Regions from separate parts of the Homo sapiens genome. Here all the other regions are linked to region 1. Evidence: chromatin loops called from intact Hi-C (ENCODE). Cell type or tissue: HCT116. All regions are shown on one strand.

Evidence for each region. A loop is a pair of places that touch in the nucleus more often than their neighbours do. Peaks named below come from ENCODE experiments on the same cell type or tissue, not always from the same donor. Only the 100,000 strongest peaks of a DNase experiment are listed, where the experiment ranks them.
Region 2: it touches region 1 in a loop (3-fold over the local background); 11 of 110 quality-filtered maps call a loop at or near these places.
Region 3: a loop joins it to region 1, with 13 times the contacts of the local background. A loop is called at or near these places in 68 of 110 quality-filtered maps.

Annotation. Positions count from the first base shown.
Region 1 is chr6:49,619,567-49,627,566 of GRCh38, forward strand. The region is part of intron 1 of RHAG (Rh associated glycoprotein); the gene reads right to left. Among named protein-coding and RNA genes, the nearest start is that of RHAG, 13 kb to the right of the region's middle. In HCT116, a CTCF peak has its summit at 3,681 (motif pointing right); a DNase peak (open chromatin) is centred at 3,645; H3K4me3 peaks cover 988 bases; H3K27ac peaks cover 507 bases.
Region 2 is chr6:49,528,011-49,536,010 of GRCh38, forward strand. GLYATL3 (glycine-N-acyltransferase like 3) reads left to right here. Exons shown (of 6, transcript NM_001010904.2): 6 at 1-68. Among named protein-coding and RNA genes, the nearest start is that of C6orf141, 19 kb to the right of the region's middle. In HCT116, a CTCF peak has its summit at 4,273 (motif pointing right); a DNase peak (open chromatin) is centred at 4,251; H3K4me3 peaks cover 740 bases.
Region 3 is chr6:49,844,813-49,852,812 of GRCh38, forward strand. CRISP1 (cysteine rich secretory protein 1) reads right to left here. Exons shown (of 8, transcript NM_001131.3): 3 at 7,189-7,317; 4 at 3,397-3,487; 5 at 1,708-1,856. Among named protein-coding and RNA genes, the nearest start is that of CRISP1, 18 kb to the right of the region's middle. In HCT116, a CTCF peak has its summit at 4,952 (motif pointing left); a DNase peak (open chromatin) is centred at 4,909.

The DNA of each region.
Region 1 (8,000 bases):
GAGCTTTTTATTGGGAAGACTATGCACTATTACAACAGTGTGTCTTTCATCCTGTCCCTGAGAAATTCTACATTGTTTTCCACCTGAGGACAGACTTACAAAGCACAGAGCAAGCATCACCCCTTCTTGAAGACTTTCCCAATACTCTCAGGAAACAGAATTATTTTCTGTTTTCATTTACATAGCTTTGTGTATATACTTTAGCTTTATCATTGTCATGCTATAATAGCATTTATTTAGCATTTGTCACACTGTAATAGTCAATAAGGTGTCCATCTCCTGCACTAGATTGTGAACTTCTTGATTGAAGGGGTTTGGAACCATTCATACCTGGCTCTCTTTAACTTGGCATAATAGCTTGCATATCAGAGAAGAAGTAGTACGTTTCTTTGATGGATGAGTCTCCATTTATCAAATATGTATAATAGCACCAGCCACGAAAATCTTACCAGATCATTATTTGGGTCAAATGGGATAATTTCTTTGTTAGCACTTTATGAACCATGAAGCATTAATAAACATAAAGGCTGTATCCTCTTGAGTAACAAATATTCAACTTGGTGTCTGGGGATATGGGCTCAGGTACCTGAGTTCAATCACATGACTGTGTGACCCTGGGCAAGTCACTTACTCTCTATGAGCTTCAGTGTTTTCATCTGCAACATTGTAAAGGCCCTATTTCACAGAATAATCCAAGTGGGATCACCTGTGTAGGAGGATTTGCATACGGTAAAGTATTATGCCAATAAAACATATGATCAAATGCAAGATAGTGAAAACATGAGCTCTTCCTTCAAGAAACTGACAGTTAAGTTGGTAAGACATATATATGGATAAACCATATATGAGATTGACATTTTTGCATTGGAAATAGTCCTTCGATCTGAAGGAAGGATCTGGGCAGTACACATAACAGCATCCACTACAGTGGACAAACCTGAATGGGGCACCATAGTTTCTCTCTCTCTCTTTTTTTGGGGGGGGAGACAGAGCGAGACTCTGTCTCCCAGGATGGAGTGCAGTGGCATGAACTCGGCTCACTGCAACCTCCGCCTCCCAAGTTCAAGCAATTCTCCTGCCTCAGCCTCCCAAGTAGCTGGGATTACGGGCGCATGCCACCATGCCCAGATAATCTTTGTATTTTTGTAGAGATGAGATTTCACCATGTTGGCCAGGCTGGTCTCAAACTCCTGACCTCAGGTGATCTGCCCACCTCGGCCTCCCAAATTGCTGGGATTACAGGTGTGACCCACCATGCCCGGCCCCATAGTCTCTTTTAAATTAAACATCACCATTGTGGCCAGAGGTTTAAGTGGAAATAGGTATGAGGGAGGATGTGCCTGGAAAATATGTCCCAGAAGAAACCAACATTAAAAGTCCATTAATTTGCCCAAAGGATGAAGTCAGGATTTGAACTCCAACCTGACTTTCCTGATTTCTCCATTCATTGAGCACTGTAGGGGTATAAAATAACCGAAGCAGAGCTCTGGCTTCCGAGGCACACAGAGACGTTACTGCTTCTTGGCTCCTCTCTACTTCTGTTCTGCCATCAGGCTCAGGGGCTAGTGTGTTGAGGGTAAGAGACTGTGGTACACTACTCAGGCTTGTCTACTGCAGTGGATGCTGAGATGCGCTGCCCAGATGCCCCCTTCAGATCAAAAGACTTATTCCTCTCATTTTCCCTGGCGGTCAGGAGTGCCGCCAGATGAAACCCTAAGCTCTCAATTCTCTCTGGAAAATGCTCTTCTTTTGCTCAAGATCATAGCTCTTCCTTCGGGTAGTCTGGACACAATAACTGATTCACATGAGCAACCGCTTGTCTCAGAAAAGGACCACCTAAAACTGGATAATCCTAGCTTCAGAGCCTCCTGAAGGGTCAGCTGAGGCCTTCTCCTTCTCTGCCCAAATTCTTTCCCTCAGGTGTTGATCCTTAAGGTGTTGATTCCCATCCCATACCTACCCAGGGTACCCTAGAACTGAGATTTTACCTGACTCGCTGATGGGCATTTGTCAATTAATATCAACCTGTTTCCCTTTTTGCTTTTTGAAGTAGAGATAATCACATATATTCATTTTTCTTTACACATTGATTTGTCACCCACCATTTAATTTTTGTATGTAAAAATTTGATCTAGATCATAGAATAAATTGGACAGGAACTTAGGGGATATGCATGATTCTTAGTATGGTTTTAGTAAACCTTTATGGGACTCAGTTATCTTTTAAGGAATACTTGGATTACATGATGTCTAAAGTGTCTTAGCTCTACAATTTATTTTATTTTGCATTTAGGTCAGGACACTGAGACACAGAGAAGTTAGGTTACTTGTTTATAGTCACAAACTAGAATAAAAATAAGGACTCAGTTTTTTTCATTTTGTTCATTTTTTTTAATTACACAAAGTTTTTCCTAACATTCTTTTTTTTTTTTTCTTAGAGCACTCTGGTTCTGCCTGTAATTTATTGGTTTTAAACTGTGCAGTTACCAAATGATATGGTTTGGCTCTGCGTCTCCACCCAAATCTCATCTTGTAGCTCCCATAATTCCCATGTGTTGTGGGAGGGACCTGGTAGGAGATGACTGAATAATGGAGGCAGGTCCTTCCCGTGCTGTTCTCTGACAGTGAGTGGGTGTCACAAGATCTGATGGTTTTTTTTTTTTTTTTTTAGACAGAGTCTCATTCTTGTCCCTCAGGCTGGAGTGCAGTGGTGCGATCTTGGCTCACTGCAAGCTCCACCTCCCGGGCTCAAGTGATTCTCCTGTCTCAGCCTCCCAAGTAGCTGGGGTTACAGGTATGGGCCACCATGCCGGACTTGGTACTTTTAGTGGGGACAGGGTTTCACCATGTTGGTCAGGCTGGTCTCGAACTCCTGACCTTGTGATCCACCCTCCTTGGCTTCCTAAAGTGCTGGATTACAGGCGTAAGCCACCGCGCCTGGCAATCTGATGGTTTTAAAAACAGGAGTTTCTCTGCACAAGCTCTCTCTTTGCCTCCTGACACACCATGACACCCAAGAGGTGACTTGCTCCTCCTTGCCTTCCACCATGACTGTGAGGCCTCCCCAGCCATGTGGAACTGTAAGTCAAATAAACTTCTTTCGTTCGTAAATTGCCAGTCTCGGGTATGTTTTTACCAGCAGTGTGAAAACGAACTAATACACCAACTAATTCAAGAAATTGTTTTATCTAATTTCATAATTTCTGTTAGTGGAACAATTATTCTGCAGATTTCACCCCCCTTCCCCTTTGATGGAAAACCAGACTTTTTTTTTTTTTGTTTTGTTTTGAGACGGAGTCTCGCTCTGTCGCCCAGGCCGGACTGCAGTGGCGCTATCTCGGCTCACTGCAAGCTCCGCCTCCCGGGTTCACGCCATTCTCCTGCCTCAGCCTCCCGAGTAGCTGGGACTACAGGCGTCCGCCACTACGCCTGGCTAATTTTTTTTGTATTTTTAGTAGAGACGGGGTTTTCACCGTGTTAGCCAGGATGGTCTCGATCTCCTGACCTCGTGATCCGCCCGCCTCGGCCTCCCAAAGTGCTGGGACTACAGGCGTGAGCCACCGCGCCCGGCCATTGAGACATTTTATATTGGGGTAAAGAAATTTCATATATTAACTGTGCTTCACTGTTTTTCCCTCTTCTGATGTAATTCTTGTTACTGCTTTTCGCCACAAGGGGGCTTAAGAACCTCATTTATTATTTAAATTAATGAGAGCTTAAAAGTTGTGGAGGCTCTTGACAGATAATGATTCCGTGTGAAATATACGAATAAAAAGGTTTATAAACAACTAGGATTATTGCATTATCATTTATCCTGCTTTAAGAGTTTGTGGGTGGGGACCAGGGAGAGGGCCACAACTATAGTTGTGTGGTGCAAGGCTCTGCCACTAAAGGAATACAGTGTCCATTTTATAGAAGAAAAGGAATTTCTTTAGGGGTTCGCACTTTGGAGAAATCTTCCAACAGGTTTTAAGGATTGTCAAGTCTTGTCTAAATCAGTGATTCTCAACAAGAGGTAATATTAACCCCCAGACTACATTTGACAATGTCTGGAGACATTTGTGGTTGTTGCAACTTGAGGAAGTAGAGTGGTGCCGCTGATGTCCTGAGGGTACAGACTAGGGATGCTGCCAAACTTGCTGTGGTGAATAGGACAGCTTCCCACAAGGAAGTATTGGGCTCAAAGTGTTAAGGGTGCTGCTGTGGAGAAACCCTCATCTAAATCAACTATGCTTTTAAGGATTCATAGTAAGCGGTGTAAAACTTTAATTTTCTTTAAACATTTTAGACCAAAACAGAAAATGCTGGCTTGATTTACTTAAAAATTTCTGCCCAGCAGCACAGCAAATTTTGCACTCTGTTTTGGGCCAAGATAGCAGCGGGGAGGGAACCAGGTGCCTACATTTTCCTTGCTCCCTTCTCCCATTCCTTGCTGCCCCCTGAGATCATAGCAACTCAGTGTTTTTATTTCAAGCATTTTCCTGAAAGTTGTTAACAGAAAATAAAAGAGAATAGTGAAAAGTATAAAAGCGAAGAAATCTCAAGGCATTAGAATCCTACACTGTTCTTAGCGTTCCCATCCTCCTGGCTGTGATAAGTTGTGTCTTTCACATTTATTTATTACTTATTATTTTTATTAATTAATTAATTTATTTTGAGATGGAGTCTCACTCTGTCTTGCCTAGGCTGGAGTGCAGTGGCGCAATCTCGGCTCACTGCAGCCTCTGCCTCCTGGGTTCAAGTGATTCTCCTGTCTCAGCCTCCCGAGTAGCTGGGACTACAGGCGTGTGCCACCACACCTGGTTAATTTTGTATTTTCAGTACAGACAGGGTTTCACCATGTTGGCCAGGTTGGTCTCGAACTCCTGACCTCAGGTGATCCACCAGCCTCGGCCTCCCAAAGTGCTGGGATTACAGGCATGAGCCACTGTGCCTGGCATCTTTCACATTTAGAGAGGCATCACACTGATCAAAGACACTGTATTAGCTCTATGCTAGCTAGTAGTTTATATTCCATTCTAATTGTTTACTAGCTGTGTGTCTTTGGATAACCAGTGATTTCCTCATCTGTAAAATGGGACTAATACTTCATAAGGCTCCATGAGGGCATGTGTTTTATTTACCTCCTCATGTCTCCAGTATCTGGTACAGAGTGCATGTGAAATATATCCAGAATAAACATGTAAACTGTGGTGTACATCTAACATCTAACACACTTTTATGTTTTGATATTCGTGTATATTAAGGACTATCACATGTAGGATCAATCTTCAGGGAGACCACAATATTTAGCCGTTTTCAAATAGCCAAACCTGTTTCTTTGCTATTAGTTGATGACATGCATAAAACCCCCCATATTATCAGCTGTGTAAAAATCAATTTTATCTCTATGTGTAAATATGTGTTTGTCTGTATATATCTTTATATATTTTAAGCTCACAGTGCCTTATCTTGGAAAACATCAGCAATTGCTTTGAATTCTACAATTTTTGTTTAGAATACAGGGATATAAGATCACTCACCTGATGTTTTCACTGAGTGAACTCATTTTCCCACAAAGAATACATTCTCACCCTTTAAAAGTTGACTGATGTTAGTGAAGACCAAGAAATATTTTGGCAAATCTGTTGGAGACAATCAATCCATGTAGACAAATGTGGCCTAAATTCCTACCTGATAAACAATGCTGCCTATAGAATGTAGTGGTTAAAACACAGGTTTTGGAGGCAGACAATCTGGGTTGGAATCTGACTAAGCTCTTTCATTTACCAAACATTTGACCTTGGGCAAATTGCTTAATCTTTTTAAACCTCAACTTTACCATAGGTATTTCTTCTTAACATGTGTATTCCAAGGGTAGTTTTGAGGATTAGAAAATAAATACACGATAAGTTCACACAGTGCCTATGACAAATTAAGCATCATTATAATCAGTGGTTTTATTATAATTTAAAATTTGTTCTACTTTTCTGCTAAAAATAAATTTGGATTTGAGGTTGGTAACCAGAACCTGACAGGATACAATTTCACCATCATCATCACCATCACCACCACCATCAGCAGCAGCAGCATCCTCAACGTCATCTCATTCATTAGTAGAGTTTAATTTATGTTGTTAATTTTGTTCTATTCTACCTTTATATCTTGCAATAGGATATCTTGCAAGCCCTAATGTGTTACTCTGTTCTCCCAGTTCTAATAAAGACATACCCAGGACTGGGTAGTCTGTAGAGGAAAAAGGTTTAATTGACTCACAGTTCCACAAGGCTGGGGAGGCCTCACAATCATGGTGAAAGGCAAAGGAGGAGCAAAGTCATGTCTTACATGGCGGCAGGCAAGAGAGCTTGTGTAGGACAACTCCCCTTTATAAAACCATCAGCTCTCAAGAGACGTATTCACTATCATGGGAACAGCGCAGGAAAGAGTGGCCCCCGTGTTTCAATTACCTCCCACTGGTTCCCTCCCACAACACATGGGAATTATGAGAACTACAATTCAAGATGAGATTTGAGTGGGAACACAGACAAACCATCTCATTTCGCTCCAGCCCCTCCAAAATCTCATGTTCTTGCATTTCAAAACCAATCATGCCTTCCCAACCGTCCCCCAAAGTCTTAACTCATTACAGAATTAACTCAAAAGTCCACAGTTTCATCTGAGACAAGGCAAGTCCCTTCCACCTGTGAGTCTGTAAAATGAAATACAAATTAGTTACTTCCTAGACACAGTGGGGTTATAGGCATTGGGTAAATACTCCCATTCCAAATGGGAGAAATTGGCAAAAACAAAGTGGCTACAGGCCCCATGCAAGCCTGAAATCCAATGGGCAGTCCTTAAATCTTAAATTTCCAAAATGAACTCCTTTGCTTCCATGTCTCACATCCAGGTCACACTGATGCAAGAGGTGGGCTCCCATGGCCTTGGGCAGCTCTGCCTCTGTGGCTTTTCAGGGTACAGCCCCCTTTCCAGGCTACTTTCACAGCTAGAGTTGAGTGTCTGTGGCTTTTCCAGGGGCACGGTGCAAGCTGTCAGTGGATCTACCATTCTGGGGTCTGGAGGATGGTGGCCCTCTTCTCAGCTCCACTACACAGTGCTTTAGTAGTGACTCTGTGTTTGGGCTTGCACCCCACATTTCCCTTCTGCACTGCCCTAGCAGAGGTTCTCCATGACAGCTCTTCCCCTGCAGCAAGTTTCTATCTGGATATCCAGGCACTTCCATACATCCTGTGAAATGTAGGCAGAAGTTCCCAAACTTCAATTCTTGACTTCTGTGCTCCCACAGTCCCAATACCACATGTAAACTGCCAGGACTTGGGGCTTGCACCCGCTGAAGAAACAGCCGGAGCTGTACATTGACCCCTTTTAGCCATGACTGGAGCTGAAGCAGCTGGGATACAGAGCACCATGTCGTGAGGTTGCATAGAGCAGGGAAGCCCTGGGCCTGGCCCATGAAGCCATTTTTCCCTCTTAGGCCTCCTGGCCTGTAATGGGAGGGATGGCCATGAGGGTCTCTGACATGCCCTGGTGACATTTTCCACATTGTCTTGGTGATGAGGGAACATTTGGCTCCTGGTTACTTATGTAAATTTCTGCAGCTGTCTTAAATTTCTCCCCAAGAAATGGGTTTTTGTTTTCTACTGCATCATCAGGCCGAAAATTTTCTAAACTTTTATGCTCTGTCACCTCTCGAATGCTTTGCTGCTAAGAAATTTCTTCCACTAGATACCCTAAATCATCTCTCTCAAGTTCAAAGTTCTGCAGATCTTCAGGGGAGGGGCAAAACTATGCCAGCCTCTTTGTATAGCAAGAGTGACCTTTACTCCAGTTTCCAACAAGTTCCCCATCTCACTATCACCATTTTGGTCTAAGCCATTTAACAAGTCTCAAGGAACTTCCAAACTTTCCCACACCTTCGTGTCTTCCTCTGAGCCCTCCAAACTGTTTCAACCTCTGCTTGTTACCCATTTCCAAAGTTGCTTTCACATTTTCGGGTATCTTTAC
Region 2 (8,000 bases), 92 kb before region 1:
TCACTAAATCATGTATCCTTTTTTATAATGAAAATTAAAATGCTTACATAATTAAAATATTAATTTTAGTTTTCTCTTATTCTTGTCATTATTTCTTAATTTGGGTTCTGATTGCTTGTGTATGTATACCTTTCAAGGTCAGTAAAGAAAGAGATAAGCATCACCAGCTCTGTTCTCTATTTATAATAAAAGCAGGCACTAACACAATAGTTAGATTTGCCTTGTCTTGATAATGTTGACTTAGCTATATAGAAAATATTGGTTTCTTATCCCCAAGGAGGTCACAAAATTCTGACTACAAAGATAAGGGAAAATCCAACTTTCAGGCATTCATTCTGAGAAAAGGAAGCAAACTGGCTGAAGTAAAACACATTTTAATTAAAAAAATAGGACTCAGTAAGAGTAAATATATGCTTAGTTCATCCTGAGCCCACAGTTACCTGGAAACTTATCTAGCCTTGGATCCAGAGGGGAAAGCACCAAGTAACCAGAGTCCATAAACCTCTTAGGAGAATATGCCCTAAGGACGCTAATTATGTTTAGCATCGCTTAAGCATGAGTTAATCCTGCTTGATATATAGCAATATTATTATAGCCTTATTTTCTTCCTAATGATAATTTGCCTGACATTTAACGTTTAACTATGTGCTAATAATTGTACCAAATATGAGATGTATATAACTTAATCCTGGTGAGGGATAAGGTATTGCTTTGTTGTGGGAATTCTTGCTTAGAGGTGTTATGAGTCACCAAAGTCATGCAGGCTCTAAGTGGCCAAATCATGATCAGAACATGGGTTTGTTGGATTGCAAAGCCTATACTACTAGTCATTATGCTAATTGGCCTCTTAAGCAGCTTGGAACAGTTTGTAAATAATTATTCCCTTATCTCGTTACATTCTGAATTTTCTACCTTCACCCGCACCTCCAAAACAGACCCCATATTTGAAAGATTTTTGTTCCTACCAAATTGCTCTTATACTATTTTCTTACTTTCATCTTCCAGCTAACTATGTTGGATATAATTGCTCAACTTTTAACACTGTTTCTGACCCTTTTAAGGCATGTGCAGAGAAAGTCTGGAGTAAGGAGAGGACAAGGAGAAGAGAAAAACTCAAGAAGTAGAAACGGGGCCAGGCGTGGGGGCTCACACCTGTAATTCCAGCACTTTGGAAGGCCAAGGCAGATGGATCACTTGAGACCAGGAGTTAGAGAACATCCTGGCCAACATGGCAAAAACCCATCTCTATTAAAAATACAAAAATTAGCTGGGCATGGTGGCACATGCCTGTAAGCCCAGCTGCTTGGGTGGCTGAGGCATGAGAATCACTTGAATCCAGGAAGCAGAGGTTGCAGTGAGCCAAGATAGCGCCACTGCACTCCAGCCTGGGCAACAGAGCCAGACTGTGTCTCAACAAAAAGAAGTAGGAAGAGGCTTGATTAACATAGGTTTTATTTGTTAATTCAAGGAAATTCTTCAATGTAATATAAAAACCAAAAAAAAAGCCTTAAGCAGCGCATTAATCTGTTTGGAAATTAGTTGGGAGGCTATAAGCTAAGCAAAAGGTGGTGGTAGCTTGGATCTGAATGCTAGCAATGATAATGGTGAAAAGTGAACAGTTACTTAAACTATTTAAAAGGAAGAGTTGTCAGAACTTAATAATTTAGTGGCTGTAGGGTATGCTGAGAGAGAAATGTCAAGGATGACTACTGGGCTTCTACGTTGTGAAAGCCACAGCTGGTGATAGTTTTCACTGAGATCAGAAACCCTGGAAAAATCTCAGATCTGGAGCAATTTGTAGCAGGGAAAATTGTTTGTTCAGTTTTGGGATGTTGAGTTTTGAAACATGCAAGTGATGGGACCAAGTTGGATATTTGAGTCTAAATCTCAGAGAATTTATTTGGGATAGATGTATTGACTTAGATGATAACAGATATAGATATAGATATAGATATAGATATAGATATAGATATAGATATAGATATAAATATAGATATAGATAACAGATAACTGATATAGATGATAACAGAAGCCATGAATTTAGCTGAGGTTGTCTAGGACTGAACCTTAAATGCATCAACTATTTAAGGCAAGGGAAAAGAAAGGCTCTGGAATAGGAGAAGGAGCAGCCAGAAGATAGGAGGAAAGCCAGGAGATGACTCCCATGGAAGAGAAAGAAGAAAAATTTAAAAATGGAGGGATGGTCAATGGTGTCAAATTATGCTGAGAGGTCAAGAATACATTAGGAATGAAACATCTTCATTCCATATTTCACTCTCAAATATTTTAAACATATGTACCAAAAAGAAGCCAGAAACTGCATATTGCATAATCCTGTTTCTATAAAGTTTAAAACCAGGCAAAATGAATCTATATCTGTAGAAGTCAGGAAGTAATTACCCTTCAGAAGGATAGTAAGTAAAACTGGACATGAAATGGCTTCTGGATTTCCAGTAATATTCTGATTCTTGACTTGGGTGGGTTACAAAGGTGTGTTCACTTTGTAACACTTTGTTACACAGCTGTGTTCCACTTGGTAACACAAGTATGTTCCCTCCAGCCCTGACTTAGCCAGGCCCTTCCCTGCTGGGCTCAGTCTTTCCATAGGCAAATCTGCATGACTAACCACCTCCTCCTCGCCCCCTGTGAGTCAGGGCCTAGAGCATATGATTATCAAGCTATATAATTATGATATATCTACTTTTCTGTATGCAAGTTGTACTGCAATAAGGAATATTCGTTAATAAAAAACAGGCCTGAAATCTGGAAAAAAAATGCATATTTCCATTACATAAAAATCCCACTTTTTAAAATTTATATTGGTATAATATAAAAGTATGCAAAGATTTGTATAAAAGGATGTTTATTACAGCATTGTGTGTAAAGGTGAAAAAACCTAAATATTTTAAGTAATTCACTGGTTAAATATAGTACAAGCATTCGATGAAATTTTATGGAGTACTAGAAAACTAGGTTTGGTGATACAGAAAAGATGTACATAATAACACTAAATGCAAAAACAATTACAGAAAATATGTGTAATCCATTTGAAATTCAACTGTGAAGGTAAAGAGGGGGCAAGTATGTAGGTAAATAGTTTTGAAGACAGTTTAATAGGTTTTATTAAAGGTAAAAGTTGGTAAATGGTGGCACGTATTTTATGGTGTGGCTATGGTTAGATATAATGATAAAGGGAGTCAGTACAGGCAACATGCTCAGCTTCCTGAGACGTGTGTTTCTCTGTTTGGGATAAATCTTGACTAGGTTTTGTAAGCATCTGTATATTTTAGCAAGAATGAGTATTCAGTCTGCCTAAGAATCACTGAAGAGACATAGAGGGGAATAACTGAAAATTCAACTGCTCAAACTTTGGGAGCAAGAGAGGGAAGTGCAATTGTGGGGAACATTTATACAGCCTCTAAAATAGAATCTCATTTAATAATACAAGATTTGATTCTGTTAATTTTGCATTTTTTTAGTCACTAAGTTTTGTTCAGTGATTTGAATTTTCAGAAAGAACATGAGATAAATATATATTAAATTTCCTTAAGCTGTCCTTGATACACCTCAAATTTTGTATCCTTTTTCTAACCTCAATAAATACTAGGGGCAAGGAAAAAATGACAATGAAAGTAAAAGGTAGCAGATGGAGTAACAAAACATGGAGTACAAATATTATTTCTTCCTTCTTGCCTGAAATGGTTGGATTAAAATTATTTGTTTCAGTGGGGAAAATGAAGATAGTAGAAACATAAAATACATATTTTTTTTTCTACATCAGTGTGGCTAGTTAACATTTCCTAAGCTTCTCATAGCCCAGGGTTCTCAATCCAAGCTCCAACAATAAAACCTAATCATTAATAACACTTTGCTTTTTCTGATCTTGGCCCTGAAGGATGGAATAAAAGAAGGAAGATAGTCATTCCTAGTGTCTCCTTTTTTCCTTACCCCCTCCCACCTCAGTAGTTCTAGTGTCATATGTGTTCCCAGGACTGTCCCAATTTTGTTCACCACTTGAGGAAATTTTTTCCTTGAGACAACTTGTTCACTTCTTAATCTTGCTCTAGTGACTTAAAAAATTACAAAACGCATAGCTAATGTCTGAATTTTCCTCTTACTAATTTATGTGCAATTTTCCCTTCCACCAACAGGTGTATGTGTTTCCAAGGCAAAATATGCTTTAGGTTTTAAACACTGTTTGTTACAAGACATTGCTTATGATAGGACTATGAGACATTCAGTTAATACTATGTAGTTATTGCAGTGAACACTAGATGTCAGATTTTACTTCTAGATTATTTCCCAATAGAGGGCGCACTTGAATTGTTTCTAAACATTTCATTAGAATTTTTGCCGCATTTTGAACTATTTCCTTTCAGCAGATTCCTATAAGCTTAACTACTATATCAAAGGATATGAACATTTTTAAATCTAAACATATAATGTGTAACATTTGTTTCAAATGATTGTGCCAACCTATCCCATTTGACCTCACTGTCCCAGAGCTGAGTAGTTCTTTTTTCTTTTTCTTTCTTTTCTTTTTTTTTTTTTTTTTTGTTGTTGTTGTTGTTGGTTTGTTTCTTTTTTAAGGCAGAATCTCGCTCTGTCGCCAGGCTGGAGTACAGTGGCGCGATCTTGGCTCACTGCAATCTCCACCTCCCGGGTTCAAGCAATTCTCCTGCCTCAGCCTCCCAAGTAGCTGGGATTACAGGCATGGACCACCACACCCAGCTGATTTTTGTAGTTTTAGTAAAGACGGGGTTTCACCATGTTGGTCAGGATAGTCTCGATCTCCTGACCTCGTGATCCACTCGCCTTGGCCTCCCAAAGTGCTGGGATTACAGGCGTGAGCCACCACACCTGGCCAAGCAATTGTTTTACATTGTAAGTGATGGATAACAAGATCTTGCTAATTTGATTGGGAGGGGAGCACTTATGTTTACTGGAATTTATGGGTCTTCGATTTTTAGCAAGATTATTGTCATCATTTTTAATACTCTTTTGCAATGATACAAATTATTTCTGTATACCTGCTAGATTCTTGCTGTATTTTTAAACCATTAACTACAAGAGACTGTTTACCTATTGAGAATATAAGGCCCTTTGTTATTTGCTGCAAAAATTTCAGACTTTTATTCATGTAATAGACTAATATTCATGTAATAGAATATTAGATATGATGCTTTTAAATCTTTTAAATATTTGACATTTCTATTCTATCAATCTTTTACTTTTATTTTTACATTGCTTTATTTTAAAATTTAAAAAGTTATTTTAAAATGTCATGAAATAAATCTTTATTACAAAAATTGAAATTGAACAGTATATAACTACATACATATAAAGTATACAGTGAGTTTCTAGTCTCTCATCTCTCATGCCTGCTACTTTCCAAGAATAACAATTGTTAATAGTTTATATATCCATCCAGAATTCTCTCCATATGTGTTTGTGTGTGCATATTACATAATAAAAACACATAAATATACTTTGTCACTTATAAAGTGGAATCACATCGTATATTGCTTTGCAACTTAGTTTTCAACTCAACAATATAGCTTGAGTATCTTTTCATGTTAGTTCATACAGATTTTTCTTATTTTATTTTAGATTCAGGAGCTACATATGCTTGTTTGTTACATGGGTATATTGCATACTGGGGAGGATTGAGCTTCCAATGTACCCAAAACCCAAATAGTGAACATTTTATCTAATAGGTAAATTTTCAACATTATCCCTCCTCACATTCTCCCCACTTTTGGATCCCCATATCAATTTTTCTTTCTTTTCCTCTTTTTTTTTTTTTTTTTTTTTTTTTGAAACAGAGTCTTGCTCTGGCGCCAGGCTGGAGTGCAGTAGCACGATTTCAGCTCACTGCAACCTCCGCCTCCCGGATTCTCCTGCCTCAGCCTCCCGAGTAGCTGGAATTACAGGCATGTGCCACCATGCCCGGCTAATTTTGTATTTTTAGTAGAGACAGGGTTTCACCATGTTGGCCAGGATGGTCTGGAACTCCTGAGCTCATGATCCGCCCACCTCAGCCTCCCAAAGTGCTGGGATTACAGTCATGAGCCATTGCCCCCTGCCTCTTTTTTTAATGATTATGCTAAAAATTGTATTCCACTCAAGATTCAGTGACTTAAGTCTTGTTCTAAAAATCTAATTGTTTGATTTTTTTTGCTTTTCATTATTATATGTAAATTTAGTGGTTTGAAGTTTTGTGTTTAATTAAATACATAAGAAATGTATTTTGGTTTGTGATGTGAACTGGTCTAATTTTATTTATTAACTATTAAGAAGTTTTCCAAGCAATATTTATAAATAAGAGACATGAGCCTTTTTAATAGCAATGACTTAAGTATTAACATATGTGTTCAAGTCACAAATGAGTTCATCATAATTAGTTCTTACCTATTTATTAAAAGATATCCAAGGTCTTATACTGAAGCGGTTCTACTTTGCCTTACTTGCTGGTTTTATTGGTAAAAGTAGAAAAATGATGTTTCTTTTAAAGTGTTCTATTATTTGTGGAAATATCTTCTTTTGAATAGGACACTCAACATTATGTTTATCTTTATTATATGTCAATTGTATGGGGAAAATACAAGTTTTTTTAATTTTTGACTTTCTGGGGCTAGATAAGTTTATTCTAGAGTTCACATGTAAAATAAATAGGTAAGAGTAGCAATACAAAGTCTGAAACAGCAAGATAAAAGAATAGGTTAACCTCACCAGTATTAAAATACACTATAAACCTTCTATAATTTTAAACAATGTAGAATGGTACATGATTATGCAGAACAGTAAGACAGAAAAAAAGTTCAGAAATAACAACAAATAGCTAGGAAAGTTTAGAGAAAGATAAAAGTGTAATCTCAAATCACCTGGGTAAAAATGCTATTTTAAATAAATGATAATGAGACAACTGTACAGTAATTTGAAAAAAGTAAAATAAAATTGGATCCATAACTCACACTCTATACCACAATGAATTCCAAATTAATCCAAGGTATAAAATAATTTAAAAGTGCAAGGTGGCTCATACCTGCAATCCCAGCATTTTGAGAAGCTGAGGCAGGAGGATTGCCTAAGCTCAGGAGTTCAAGACCAACCTGGGCAACATAGTTAGACTCTAGTCTCTACAAAAAAAAATTGTTTTAAAAAATTAGCCAGGTATGGTGGTGTGTGCCTGTAGTCCTAGCTACTCGGGGGGCTGAGGCAAGAAGATTGCTTGAGCCTGGAAGGGAGAAGCTGCAGTGATCTGTGATTGTGCCACTGCACTCCAGCCTGGGCAACAGAGCAAGACCTTGTCTAAAATAAAAATAAAAATAAAAAATAAATAAACAAATACTTTAAAAAAGAAGTCACACATTTACTAAAAGAAAACATGGGTTTGTTTTATTATAACCTAGATATGAGGTTATAATATCTAGGTTATAACAAAAACTACAAACCAAAACAAATTTAGAAGCAATAAAAGAAAAAAATTAAGCTCAGTACATTGAGTAGAAATGTATGGTGCATGTATGTAATTGTTCAATTGCAAAACAGCATAGCTACAGCAACAATACAAATGACAAACTAAGAGCAACAATTAGCAACTTATGTCAGAGATAAAGCGCTATTTTCTACAACATGTAAACAGTCCCAAAAATTGAGAGATGAAAAATATTTAAAACCGAACAGAAAAATGGGCAAGTGACATAGTTAATTCACAGAAAAATATAAACAAAGTGGCTGCTAATCATATGAAAAGATGCTTAAATTCACTCAACAGAAAAATGCTATTTAAACTATAATGAGATACGATTTCTAATCTATCAGATGGCCACAGTCAAAAATCTTGAAAATTAAATACTGACGAATTGTGGAAAATTGGCCTATATATACATTGGTACTGAGCACATAAAGTATTACATTTCCAGTGAGGGGAATTTAGTAATAGCTAATAAAGTACGTATGCATTTACTCAAGCAATTCAATGTCTAGGAATTTACCCT
Region 3 (8,000 bases), 230 kb after region 1:
GTCTTTCTGTTGTACTATGGAAGCATATAACATTTTTTGTTTCATAGGTTCACTCCTGGCGAGAAATTTTACCTCTGGATGAATCACATCTTGAATCTCATGCATTTAGATAATATTTAGGTAAGACTTTGGGCCTTAGACTTTAGAGTTGATACTGGAATAAATTAAGAATTTGAGGGCTCTTGGGATGGAACGAATCTATTTTGCATGTGAGGAAAAAATAAATTTGTTGGGGAGGGGCAATGGTACAATGTTATGAGCTGAATTCTTCCCCCAAAATTCGTATTCTGTACCTCTAACTTCCATCCAGTGTAGCTGTATCTGAAAATAGAGTTTCTAAGGAAATAATTAAGATTAAATAAAGTCATACGACTTGGGCCCTGTTCCAGTAGGATTTGTGTCCTTACATGAACAGATGCTAGACAGCTTGCTCTTATGGTCTCTCTTGTCTCTGTCTCTATCCTTGACTCTCTCTGGCTCCTCTTTTGCACTGGGGAGAAGCCATGTTAGGACATTGTGAGAAGGTGTCAGGCAGAAAGCTTTCACTAGAAACTATGCTCTATTAAGATCATAGACTTCTAGGATACAAAATGTGGGAAAATAAAGTTCTGTTGTTTAATCCACCCAGCTGTGGTATTTTGTTATGGCATCCTAAGCAGATTAATAGAGCAAAGATGTGAAGAAATTGCAAATTTTGTAAATTGCTGGTGGGAACGTAAAATGGTGCAGCTGCAACAGAAAATATAATAGTACTCCAGTTTTTCAAATAATAAACACAGTATTCACATATGATCCAGTAATTCCTCTCCTTGGCATATGCCCAAAACAATTGAAAGCAAGCACTCAAACAGATATTTTCACACCAATATTTAAAGCAGTATTATTCACAATAGCCAAAAAAAAAAATGGAAACAACTCAAATGCCCATCAGAACAGACAAGCAAAAGGTGATATACACATGCAATGAAATAGCATTTAGCCTTAAAAAAAAGAATACAATTCTGACACATGCTACAACATGGATGAACATGGATTTAATATATCATGCTGAGTGAAATAAAGCAGACACAAAAGGACAAATATTGTATGTTTCCAAATTTATGAGGTACTTTGAGTAGTGAAATTCACAGAGACAGAAAGTAGAGTGGTAGTTGCCAGAGGTCTGGGGAAGTAGGGAGAGGAATGGAAGGTATTGTTTAATGAGTACAGAGTTTCGGTTTGGGAAAATGAAAATATTCTGGCGATGGCGTTGCACAACGATTTGAGTGGACTTATTGCCACTGAACATTCATGCCACATTAATGCTGAACATGAAACCATTTAAAATAGTTAAAATGGTAATTTTTTAAATGTATATCTTACCACAATAAAACTAAAGTTAGAAATCAGGGGTTTCTCTGTATTGTAAGGTACCATTATTTTCACTTTTACAAATACTACCAATATCAAATGAGATTGATGTCTTATGATTTTGTGAGTTCCTGAAAAATCTAGTGAGTAAAGAAGGATACTAAGAGGTTAAGCATCTTCTCTAAGTCGTATTTTGAACAGAACACTTCCTTCTATTTCAAATTATAAGAGGAACTCAGTAAATTGAGTAAAGATTGCCATAAGAAGGTAGAATGATTTTCAGTTGTTTCTTAGTTACGTTTCCACACACATGCTTATCTCTTAAACAATGTGTGTGTTTGCCAGCACACAGGTTACCTGAGTGTAGTGGTCAGTAGTTATGTCATCATCCGTTGTTGTCCATTCTCCATGTTTGAAACTTGTAGACTCACTGTACCAGACTCCAATTACACTTGACCATGATACAGGATAAGATGTCATATGCATATTTTCTCCACAAAAGGTATCTGAAATGAGAAAACGGGCTGGGTCATACTCTGAACAAATGGGAAATAGTATACAAGGAGACTTTCCTCATTTTTATTTTATGAATGGTTCACTGATCATCTTGACAACATCTTCTGAGAGGGAGTAAAATAAGTTGTATCCCCACTGAAAATCTTTCTCATTGATGAATGAGCATGTGGTACTCAAGTTTGGTGAAACGTTGATAGTAGGTGATGAACAAGTTTTGAAATCAAATCATCAACATTTCAGTCTCTGCTGCTTCCAAGCTGCTTTAGATAGGTGAAACCAAATCAGAGAAGCATAAGAGTGCTAACAGGGTCTATGGCTTAAAGGAAGCTACACACAGGTGTTCATAATACAAAGATGTTGAATAAACATTTGTTTATTTAGCCATTCATGTATGGTGTGGGCTTTTGGTTGAACATGGTATTCAGGAGTATCTGTCTTTTCTTAAGGCAGGCAGGAACCACTTTGCTAATTCACTGCTAAAAAGCATTGGACTAAGATTCCAAATAATCTGTAGATATAAATGTGAATCAGCATTTTTAAAACATGTTAATTAAAAAAAGATTCTCATGTTAAAATATAATGTTTATTCCTGAGTGAAGGTGATATAGTTTGGATGTCCCCTCCAAATCTCATGTTGAGATGTAATCCCCGTGTTGAAGGTGGGGCCTGACCGGAGACGTTTACCTCACGGTAGTGGATTCCTCAAAGAACTTGGTGCTGTCTTCATAATGGTGAGTGAGTTCTCATGAGATCTGGTTGTTTAAAAGTATGTGGCACCCCCCAACTCTCTCTCTCTTGCTCCCTCTCTCACCATGTGAGACACTTGCTCCCCCTTCACCTTCTGCCATGATTGTAAGCTTCCTAAGGTCTCACCAAAAGCCAAGTAGATGTGGGTGCCATGCTTCCTGTACAGCCCGCAGAGTCATAAGCTAATGAAATCTCTTCTTAATAAATTACCAAGGCTCAGGTATTTCTTTACAGCAACACAAAAACAGCGTAACACAGAAGCAATAATGTTTTTTTTTATTATTTCCTGGAAACTAGCAGTAAGTTACCTAATTTATATGCTTTAAGATGGGCTCATTTTTGAGCACCTAAAATTGTCTTATGGGCAGCTGAGCAGGGCTGCATATAACTTATTTCTCAACTGCATTATCGTTCCAAAGCTAAGCAGATCCCCATGGTGCTATTGTTCAGTAGCTATAGTAACTCCACAGAATGGAGACCTAGGTTTCTAGCTGCTCACTCCACTCTTCTGCAATACTGAGATTTTTTATTCATTTCTCCTGATGGTCAGAACTTGGAATCTGAAAACTCCAGAACTTGGAATCTGAAAACTTAAAGATATAAACCTTAAAAATTAATGAGTTAAAACAGTGTAATAGTCCACAATTCACTGCCTTGTATGACCCAGTGCAAATGAGGAAATCTAGATGACTTAATTTACTTTCATCAGGGTACATAACAATCCCTGTTTTACTATTTTTTTTTTTTTTAGTCCAAAGGCGGGTCATATAGATACACACTTACTTGGAAGTCTCCTCTCAAGGGGGTTGCTCTCTGTCATATCACAATACTTTGAAAAAATTCTGGCATTTTGTGCAGCCTCTTCACTCCAACTCTGTAGTGGAAAGAAAAAAAAAGCACATGTTCCAATTAATATTTTCATAAGATTCTAATTTATTGTTTTTAATAATCCACGAGATATAATATCTTCAATTGTATCAACTAGAAATTTAAATAATGAGATTACTATTAAACGTTCTAGTAGAAAGAGAAAGACAACAATTTCAATTTATTATGTTGGCCCTTGAATTCACAAATTCAAAACTTGGTAATTACATTCAGAGATAGATTCTCTCTCAGATGTAGTAGAGAATTTAAGTAAATGCTTCCAGGGAAACAGACCAGAGTTACTTAGTAATTTATTTGTAGTTTAAACTCAGACATGTTATTTTATCTCTTTGAATCTCAGTTTATCCATCTGGAAACTGTTACCTGTAATTTATGCCCAAAGGTTTGTTCAAATGTGATATTCCAAGGAATACAACTGAGATGTGACAAATCTTCTGTATTGAATAAATGCTGGCTGTGATTAGAAGCAAGTATAGAGTCATATTTCCATCTAAAATTATGAATAACAAAAATAAAAGCTAACACCACATGCCAGAATCTGTCACCAATTCTGTGTGTATCTTCTCTCACTTTAACCTCATGGCAACTCTACAAAAAAAAAATATTATATCCATTTGTAAATAAGGGAAATAAGGCACAGAGATGTTAAGTAACTTTTCGGGGTCACACTATAAATAACTGACAAAATAAGAATTTGAATCCACTTAGGATGGCTTCAGAGTATGTGTTCTTGACTCTCAGTGTGCATCAACTGTGCTGAGTTGAAGCATTTGGTCAGGTATGACTAAGTAACAGCTGTTCTCCCAATGCAGAAAGGGAGAAATTCTGCATCTGTAAGTATGACACTCTGTGATAAATGATCTCCCTAACAGTCTCCTATCATTGTGGTGTATATGAAACTGCCCAATTTTTACAAAGAACTGAGCCTATGAACATTTGTCTTATCTGAGTTCCTTTGTCAGGAAACCCACCATCGGGCCCCGCAGGTGGTAGCAGGGAACTGAGGCTTTCCTGATCACCACACCTGGTCAAGGAGACACAGCTGCTGCCTGTTGACCAAATCCTCTTCCTTGTCCCTCTTGTTTTCTGTCCCTCCTATATAAACTTTTAACTTTGGTTGGTTAGGGAGAGGGAGGGATTTGACAGTCAGGCTGACATCACCCTCATGAAAGCCTTTCTTCCCAGGCAATGGGCAATACTCATTTTTGTGCTGCAAGCAACTAGACCTTGGCTGAACCCCTGGTGTTCAGCAGCATATACATCCATTTAAAAGAATACCCTTATATGTGCATATAACAGATTGCCAACAGAAGTCATAGAGTTTGTTTTTACTATAAGTTTTTATGTAAATCATTCAGCTACTGTTTAGACTGTTTGGAGGACACTCATTTTCAGTGTCGTCCTGAGCATGTAGTTTAATTATAATATGTATTTGCTGCCATCTTGTGGTCAATGTTTAGAATTACCCTTGGGGTTGATGAATTTACTAAACCGTGAGATGAATTAAATAACTTATTAGCCTAGCACTGGGTAAAACCATGGTTTTGTAGGTTTTGATAGTTTCAAACAAAAAAAAATATTTTAGTCATGGCTATGTCTAACTGATAAGCAGAGAGGACACAACACATCTACCAGTGTATAGCCTCTCTGGGCTGGGGGAATACCATGGCATTCACTACTAAGAACAAAAAACCAAACACCGCATATTCTCACTCATAGGTGGGAATTGAACAATGAGAACACATGGACACAGGAAGGGGAACATCACACTCTGGGGACAGTTGTGGGGTGGGGGGAGGGGGAGGGATAGCATTAGAAGATATACCTAATGCTAAATGACGAGTTAATGGGTGCAGCACACCAGCATGGCACATGTATACATATGTAACTAACCTGCACATTGTGCACATGTACCCTAAAACTTAAAGTATAATAATAATAAAATAAAATAAAAAAAGAAAACTTACCGGAACTGGAACTTATCTGGTTAAAATATAGCAGGATGTTTGCACTTTGAAGATGATGTATAGGACATTACCTCTGATTAATGTTGGTGAGATACTCCTTTTTTGAGACATATTCAAAATTAAAATTAAAGTTTGTATTTATGATCGTACCAAAGCTCTGAATTCCAGCTTTAACAAGTGACTCTACTTAGGTTCTAATATTGTGTTCAGAAACTTTTTTTTTTAAAGAAAATCTCTGCCTGGTAATTGTGGTTAACTCTTCAGTCCTATTGTTCCTTAAATTTGCTGTTGCTACTTCTAATCCTATACATGTCCTATGCATTGTTTGTGGAGCAGCTGAACTCTCGTATTTCCTTTGAAATATTTCTCAGTTTTACTGGTACACTTACTTTTATCGTCTTCTTGATATTTCATATCTTTTTGTGTTAGTACTTGAATATATGTATTCTTGTATTTTTCCAGTGTTTTTTCTGTATTTGCCTTTCATCTCCAATCTGAAATCGGAGGCTATATTTTTTACTTTTCTTTAACTCTGTTTGTACCTCCTAGGTAAACTTATTTGCTCATCTGGCAACCAAGGAATTTGGACTCTACTTCTCCAGCTCCTCAGATCTGGCCCACTTGCATTTTAATCTGGGCCCCAGTCCTTAAGATTTTGAATAAGCTACTCAATTTTTCTTAGGTTCAGTGTCATAATATGTAAAATGAAGACAATTTTATTGGGAGAAGGAAGTGAGTTAATGTAACAAGGTATTAGAAAAATGCCTGTAAATAATAAACACATGTATGTTGGCTACAACACCATGCAGGAATGCCTATGAAAGCTATTGATTTTTATTTTTAGTTCAAATACCCCTTTGGATTTTAAAGTGATTAAGAGATAAATCTCAAAATCATTTATGTATTTCCTTGTTTCATCCTCTTCATCATTTGCAAGAGAAAGGTGCTCCTTAGAATCACCCTCCAGAGCCTGCACTATTTCTAACCCTTGTTGCTACAGGCCGGTCCAGGGTTCAAGGAAGCAGGCTGAGGGTGCTCATGAAACTGAGTGATACTGCTGGATAACAAATGTGAGGGTAATCACCTAAACACCTGAGACTTCCCTAAATTTGTCTTGTAGCAGAGCATAGCAGGTTTATAATGAAATAATTTCTCTTCCTATTTATGGGATGCAATGAAACTGGGGGATAAATTTGCCAATATTTATTTACCTGGCCACATCAACTAACTAGATATCTGGATATTTTAATTCTAGGAAGAGTGTCTTAGCCTCTGGACTACTGCCCAATGAAGACAGCTATGAAATGCATGGATAACTTGTTAATCAATATTTGTCGTGTGTACTGGCAGCATCAGCATCAGCTGGGAGCTTGTGGTGGTCTCCAGGTCAGACCTCATGAATCAGGATATCAGAGAGTGAGACCCAGGAAAGTGTGCTTTACTAAGTTCTTCAGGTGATTCTTGAGTACATTAAAGGTTGAGAAGCACTGTCTTAGGGTGTGGAGGAATGAAGCTAGACTGGCTGAGCTCTGTCATTGACTAACCATATAATCATCAGAAAGTTACTTACCTTCTCTGGACCTCTGTTTCTTCTGCTATGTAAAAGATTTGTTGTGAAGATAAAACTTTTAGCACTTTGAAAGTGCATAGAACTTAATAAAACTCAGTAAACACCATTACTATTATTGCAATCATGGTTGTTGCTATTTTTTGATCTTACCATCTTCAGCATGTTGCTGGCTGGTGGAACTACTCTTCTCCTGAGGGCGTTGTGTATATTAACGATCTCTTCTTGTACATTTGGCAAGTCGGTGACGAGCTTATTAAATTGGTCTCTAGCTGATTTCTTCTGTTACCAGAAAAATATTAATTAGTGTTACTTCTTTTAAGTGGAATTTGTCACATATATTTTGCAGACCTATAGGTAATGCAAATTTATAGTTTATATTAAACAGTGATTTATAGCATTTTTGAATTTATAATGTCTCATTATATTGGATTCCATTTCTCCAGTACTAATTTTGAGGATTTCTCAACGTCAGGCTGACATCACATTAGTCTTCAGAATAATGCACTTGTTATCCTGTTATTAGGGTTTTTCCAGGTTCATACTTTGGACCATGTTGAAGCACTTTTTATTGGGCAATAAGATCCACAAAGGGAGATATCTTAAAATCACACCTGTTACTTACTTCTCTGGCTTATTCTCCACATCTCCCACCCTGCAACAACTGTACTCTCTGCTTCCCAAATAAACTACTTCCACTTGAACCCTTGTGTAGAGGTGTGTGTCTGGGGTAACCCAAACTAAGAGATTCATTATTGAGGACAAAGTTGCAAGTGTTATTAACACAAATTCTATGTCTTCTTACTGTTCATATGAGAAAACATCAATGCTCTCAAGTGTATGTGTGAGAGAGTAAAACATAGAATTCAAATTCAGCCTATAATCTTGAATTTGTGACCGTTCTTTTCATTTATTTATTTTTTATTCTGAAACTCACTAAGAAGAAAAATACATGACCAAAGTAT